2 separate regions of the Homo sapiens genome follow, and region 2 is linked to region 1. A link is a loop called in an ENCODE intact Hi-C map of the cell type or tissue named here. Cell type or tissue: chondrocyte. All regions are shown on one strand. Each heading gives the region's core, and the rest is flanking DNA. Links, peaks and the distances in the headings are about the cores only.

The links. A loop is a pair of places that touch in the nucleus more often than their neighbours do. Peaks named below come from ENCODE experiments on the same cell type or tissue, not always from the same donor. Only the 100,000 strongest peaks of a DNase experiment are listed, where the experiment ranks them.
Region 2: a loop joins it to region 1, with 4 times the contacts of the local background. A loop is called at or near these places in 16 of 110 quality-filtered maps.

What each region holds. Positions count from the first base shown.
Region 1 is chr13:20,827,128-20,829,983 of GRCh38, forward strand. It overlaps XPO4 (exportin 4), which reads right to left. Exons shown (of 23, transcript NM_022459.5): 7 at 1-52. Among named protein-coding and RNA genes, the nearest start is that of EEF1AKMT1, 55 kb to the left of the region's middle. In chondrocyte, for the core only: CTCF peaks have their summits at 1,607 (motif pointing left) and 1,817; no DNase peak of the experiment used is centred there.
Region 2 is chr13:20,181,019-20,183,943 of GRCh38, forward strand. All of the region lies in intron 1 of LOC107984553 (a long non-coding RNA gene), which reads right to left. Among named protein-coding and RNA genes, the nearest start is that of GJB2, 10 kb to the right of the region's middle. In chondrocyte, for the core only: CTCF peaks have their summits at 1,419 (motif pointing right) and 1,618; no DNase peak of the experiment used is centred there.

The sequences.
Region 1 (2,856 bases), core at 357-2,856:
TTCAACAGCACATTTTGCGAGGATTCAAACATAGCTATATAATGTCTGCCCAGTTATTTGGTGTCAAGGTCAACAACAATAACATTCTTACTTTGTCTAAAGTATAAGTATATCCTAAATATAACAGGAGCCATCTAGAAAGAATTTGTAATGGTAACAGTTTAAGCCTCTTCACATATGCTACATAATTCATCCATGAAGCTAAGGAATAGAAGGCATTAAGTGCCTGGGGAAAAAAAGAATGTTACAGGAATGTAAGGTAATGCTTTCATTGTAATTATGTGTCATGCTGTAGGCATACAGAAACTTTGAGAACCAGAGAATTTAATGGTGGCAACAGAAGGAAATACACTTACTGCAAAGCATATGCCAAAATTCATGTAAAAAGAATCAATTTCTGCAAGTTTATCCCATCATTTCCCCCAATATCTTGCAACAATTAACACCACATATACAAAATGTGAGTTTCATATAGTCTACTTGGAAAAATAGCATTTTTCCAGAAGAAATATATTCACTGGAAAAGCAAAAGAACAAAAAGAGTAAACACATATAATATTAAAGAAAAAAAACTCCCACAGGTCACAGTATCTAAATATCAAGACAAAGAAATAATCTATTGACAAAAAACTTTATAGATGCTTATTTAAAATTCCCACAGACTAAAAAGCAATTTATATGGTGTTCAGGCATTCAATTTCAAACATGCTTCAAACAGAATACTGTTTTACCATAAACAAAGTAACCATCATATATTTGTAGGTTTTTATGAATACGATTCATTGATACTGCCACAGTAACTGAGGCTTTGAAGAAATGAGAAAACTCGGCCAGTCACGGTGGCTCACGCCTGTAATCTCCACATTTTGGGAGGCCAAGGCAGGCGGATCACCTGAGGTCAGGAGTTCGAGACCAGCCTGGCCAACATGGTGAAACCCATCTCTACTAAAAATACAAAAATTAGCTGGGCATGGTGGCAGGCACCTGTAATCCCAGCTATTTGGGAGGCTGAGGCGGGAGAGTCGCTTGAAAACACTCTCCCGCAGAGGTTGCAGTGAGCCGAGATCACACCATTGCACTCCAGCCTGGGTGGCAGGGAGAGGCTCTGTCTCAAAACAAACAAACAAACAAAAAACAGTGGTTATGCCCCTTCCATTGGTAATCAATTGCCCAGCTAAAATACTTCGACTATGCAACATTCACATCACTCAATGAGAAATCTTAATGATAATCACCCAGAGCTATCGTCTGAAAAAAGTAGATAGAAATTCAAATACTATATTTTGAGTAAAGTCTAAATCGTTATTTTTACAGAAAAATTATTATTCACAGGGAAAATTAAAGGCTGTAATAATGCTCTGGAAACTTTTTTTTAAGATAATTGCTTAACCCCTTTTAAAATAGCTAATATTATTCTGTCTCTGAAGAGCAAGGAGGGGCACTATGAGTTGTTTCAAGGAGAAAAATCACTGCTTGTTTCTGAAAAGTCACCCCCAAAATCTTCTGCAACTCTATTCGACTGATTAACAAAAGTGAAACTCAAATCTGGTTCATTTAAACTTCCCTTCTCTCTTCCTTTATCTGCCCCCTTGTGGAGGTACAGGGAAAGAGGTGAAGGCCAAAAAAGCCAAAAGAAAGAAGCCCGAATTTAAAAAGGGGGAAAAAATCAGCCCGTGAACCCTAAGAGCTAACAATATAGAGTGAGTTCATTTTCTTAAGAGGCACCGATCATGGTCTAAGGTCAATGTTGTGTTCTTCACCCAATACTACAATATACTGATTTATCTGACACCTAGGATTTGCTTCAAAATATTCTGGGGATGGCAGAGCACAGATGAAACAAGACTGGCTGTTTAAAGCTGGGTATTCTCTCCACTATTGTGTATCTTTGAAATTTTCCACAATAACGGGATGCCAAAGGCTATAGTATATGAAATAAATGTTCTGAGTAAGGCAATCAATTCTTTGTGTTTTGTGTGTGTGTGTACTTTTTGTTTGTTTGTTTGTTTTTAATGAGACAGGGTCTCACTATGTTGCCCAGGGAAGTCTTGAACTCCTGAGCTCAAGTGATCCTCCTGGCTCAGCCTCCCAAAGTGCAAGGATTATAGGCATGAGCCAGCACACCTGGCCAATTCTTCATACTTCATAAAAATTTAAATGTATTTCACTTACTGTTTTCCAGTTTTATTTCTCTTTATTTTCAATATGCCAAATCTAACAAATGAAATATAACTAGGAAAATAATGATTTTGTAATATTTCGTATGCTTATAAAAGGTGTCATGATTTTATTTTTAAATTATATAGGATATGAGACAAATAAATGGGTTCACATAACCATAATAAAATGGTTGGCCCCAAAGCTGACCATTTACCATTTTAGTAGCTAGCAGATGTGTGATCCCTCAGAGTAAGAAGGCAAATACTTCAGGTGCTATAACTGCAAGAGAATGAAAGCCCAAACCTCCCTTCAAGAGCTGCAGACAGTTCAAGTACAGAGGAAGAATACAGGTGGCAGAAGCAAAGGGAATCATATTTATAAATTTTGCTACTTCTGGATATATGAAAAACTCTATTCCAAGGAAATGAGGAGAGTCTCTCACATTCTAATTATGCCCTCCAGGTATAATACAGCAAGGGGGGCAACAGTGTGTTTTGGTAAGAGGGAGATGATAAGCTAAAGATTCAATAAATCTTACAAAAGTATCAGTAAGAAAATACAGGAAGAAATCTTACAAAAGGAAACTATTAAACCTAAACCAAAATTCTCATATAATTCTCTCCTCTATCTTTTTATAAATTATAAAAAGCATATACTCTATTAATACTTCTGGATATCAATTATTTACATTAAGGG
Region 2 (2,925 bases), core at 163-2,662, 650 kb before region 1:
TTATGGTTAATGTGCATGGGCTTAGGAGTTTATTTCAGTGCATTATAGTGCTAATAAAATAGGATAGAGACATTAACAGGGTTTGATGTGTGTCTGAGTTCAGAACGCATCTTAACATGCTTGATCGCAATCAATGTCTTTCAATGCAGCCCATCCATTGTCTCTTGTGTTAAAAGATCTTTTTTCACTTTTTTCATTAAAAATTGTAGTAAATGCACATGTGCACACACACATAACATAAAATTTACCATCTTAACTATTTTTAGGTGCACAGTTCAGTGGCATTAAGTACATTCACACTGCTGTGCAACCATTACCACCAAGCGTCTCCGGGAACATTTCCAACTTCCCAAATAGAAACGCTGTACTCATTAGACAACTCCCAATCCCCTCTCCTCCCAGCCCCTGGCAACCACTCCATTCTCTTCCTCTATGAATTGGACTGCTGTGAGTATCTAAGTGGAATTATACATATTTGTCCTTTGTGTCTGGCTTATTTAACTTAGCATGATGTCCTCAAGGTTCATCCATGTTGTAGCATGTGTCAGAAATTCCTTCCTTTTTAAGGCTGAATAACATTCCATTGCATGCATAGACTACATTTTGCTTCTCTGTCCATTCGCTGATGGGCACTTGGGCTCCTTCCACCTCTTGGCTGTTGTGAACAGAGCTGCAATGAACATGGATGTACAAATATCTGTTCACATTGAGATCTCTCTCCTTTGGAAAAGGCAGGGCAAATGTGAAAAAAAAATCATACTTTCCTGATTTATTGTGACTCAAAATTTCCCAAACCTACTTCTTATTTTTGAAAAGTAGATGTCACAATTAGTAAAAATCCTGAAAATTTTGAGTGAAATATGTTAGGTGATTTCCCTTCGTAAGAATATAAAAGAAGTAAAATAAAATGATGCTGAATCTTTAGAGAGCTTCCATGTTTACATTAGATGTTGATTTAAACATTTTTCTAAATAAGAGATTTTCCCCTCGTGGATGAGTGTCAAGAAATAATCCGACGTCATAGCATTTATAGTCCTAGATAGTAAAATTTCAAAATCCAAGGATCAGAATAGTTAGAGAAACCTGAGAAAAACCTAAATAAGGACCTGTAAAAAGCTACTAACTACAACCACGAGATTATAGATGTTTGCTGATATTGTTCTCAGTTTGGTTATTGTGTTGTTTATGAATGAAAGTAGTGTATGTTTGTGTGAATTTTTGTTTTTAATTTTTTATGAGTGCCCTAACAAAGATTACAAATTGGGAATACAAACTCCAGAGCAATGGAGACAGTGACACTTTTGTGGAGGGGTACATGTGGCTGTTCGGGTGGTTATTAACACAGGCTGCTGCCCCTGCCCTGCAATGGGAATCCCCAGGGCATTGGAGGATTCAACCTCTTGCAGTTACCTCTTGTAAGACAGCAGATGGCAGCAGAGAGAGGCTTTGCACATCCCTGCAGGTTCTAGTTTGCACAAAGGGCTTCTGAGAGACCTATCAACCAATTATAACATCAAGTGGCAAAAAGAGTCCTTGATAAGTTATTTCGCTTCTCAAAGAAACCGAAAACGCCAAACTAATCACTAGTCTTGTTTTTTTTTTTCCTGGCAAAAGCCTGCTATCTTTCATGATTTAGCTTTCATGAAATTGTTCCTGAAGACCCCCAAAAGAAACAATTTCATGCCCCGAACTCTGTTCAGAGACTTTGCTGTGCCTGTCATGTCCAGCTTGCCATATCCTGTTTTGTAAAGTAGCCACCTTATATACACACCTGCTGTCTGCACTGTGACCTCCTTTCAAAATCATCTTTGGTTCTTCAGAGGCCTGGAATAATGCTCTGCCCAGATGAAGATCTCCGTAAATGTGTTTTTGAAATGGCTAATCAAATAATGGATACCCTTAGGTATTTTTGCAGAAACACTTGACAGCCTTCCATAATATCCCTACTATGAAATGGAAACTTGTGAATGAGATGTGGCTAAGTACTTTATCCATAAAACTCCAAACTTGAATCATGTTGGTAAGTGAACTGATGTTAAGCTAGCAGGAAATTGTTGGTGGCATTCCTTATTCAACATTTTTATTGGCTTAAGTGACCATAGAGAAAGCACGCTCATGAAACTGACAGATGACATAAAGTTGGAATGAATTGCTAATAAACTGAAGACAGGGTTCAAAAAGATCTGGATGGACCAGAAGGATGAGCCCAAACCAGCAAGATGAAATGTAACAGGGACAATGCAAAGCCCTGAATTTAGGTTAGAAAAATGGGGGTGGGGGGGCGGCACCTGGGCCACAGAGCAAGACTCCATCTCAAAAAAAAAGAAAGAAAAATGGGGGGAAGGGTAGACTTTGTGAAAAATGGGAGACAATGCTACTATCACTTAACAAGGAGATGGTTCAGTAACATTCGATGGGACATTGTACATTGTTAAAAGAACAAATTTCTATACATGGTGACATGAAAGGATTTCCTTTTTGTTTTTGTTTGTGGGTTTTTTTGTTTGTTGTGTTTTTTTGAGATGGAGTCTCCCGCTGTTGCTCAGGCTGGAGTGCAATGGTGCAGTCTTGGCTGACTGCAACCTCCACGTCCTGGATTCAAGAGATTCTCCTGCCTCAGTCTCCCAAGTAGCTGGGACCACAGGCATGCACCACCATGCCTGGCTAACTTTTGTATTTTTTTAGTAGAGAAGGGGTTTCACCATGTTGGCCAGGCTGGTCTCAAACCCCTAACCTCAAGTGATCCATCCACCTCGGCCTCCCAAAATGCTGGGATTACAGGCGTGAGCCACCACACCTGGCCAGACCTAGAAGGATTTCTAAGACATATTACTAAATGGGAAACAATCATAGAAAAAATGATGTAAGAAATGCAAACCAACATGGTCACGTATGTGTTGTGTGTCTATGTATATAAGTATGAGT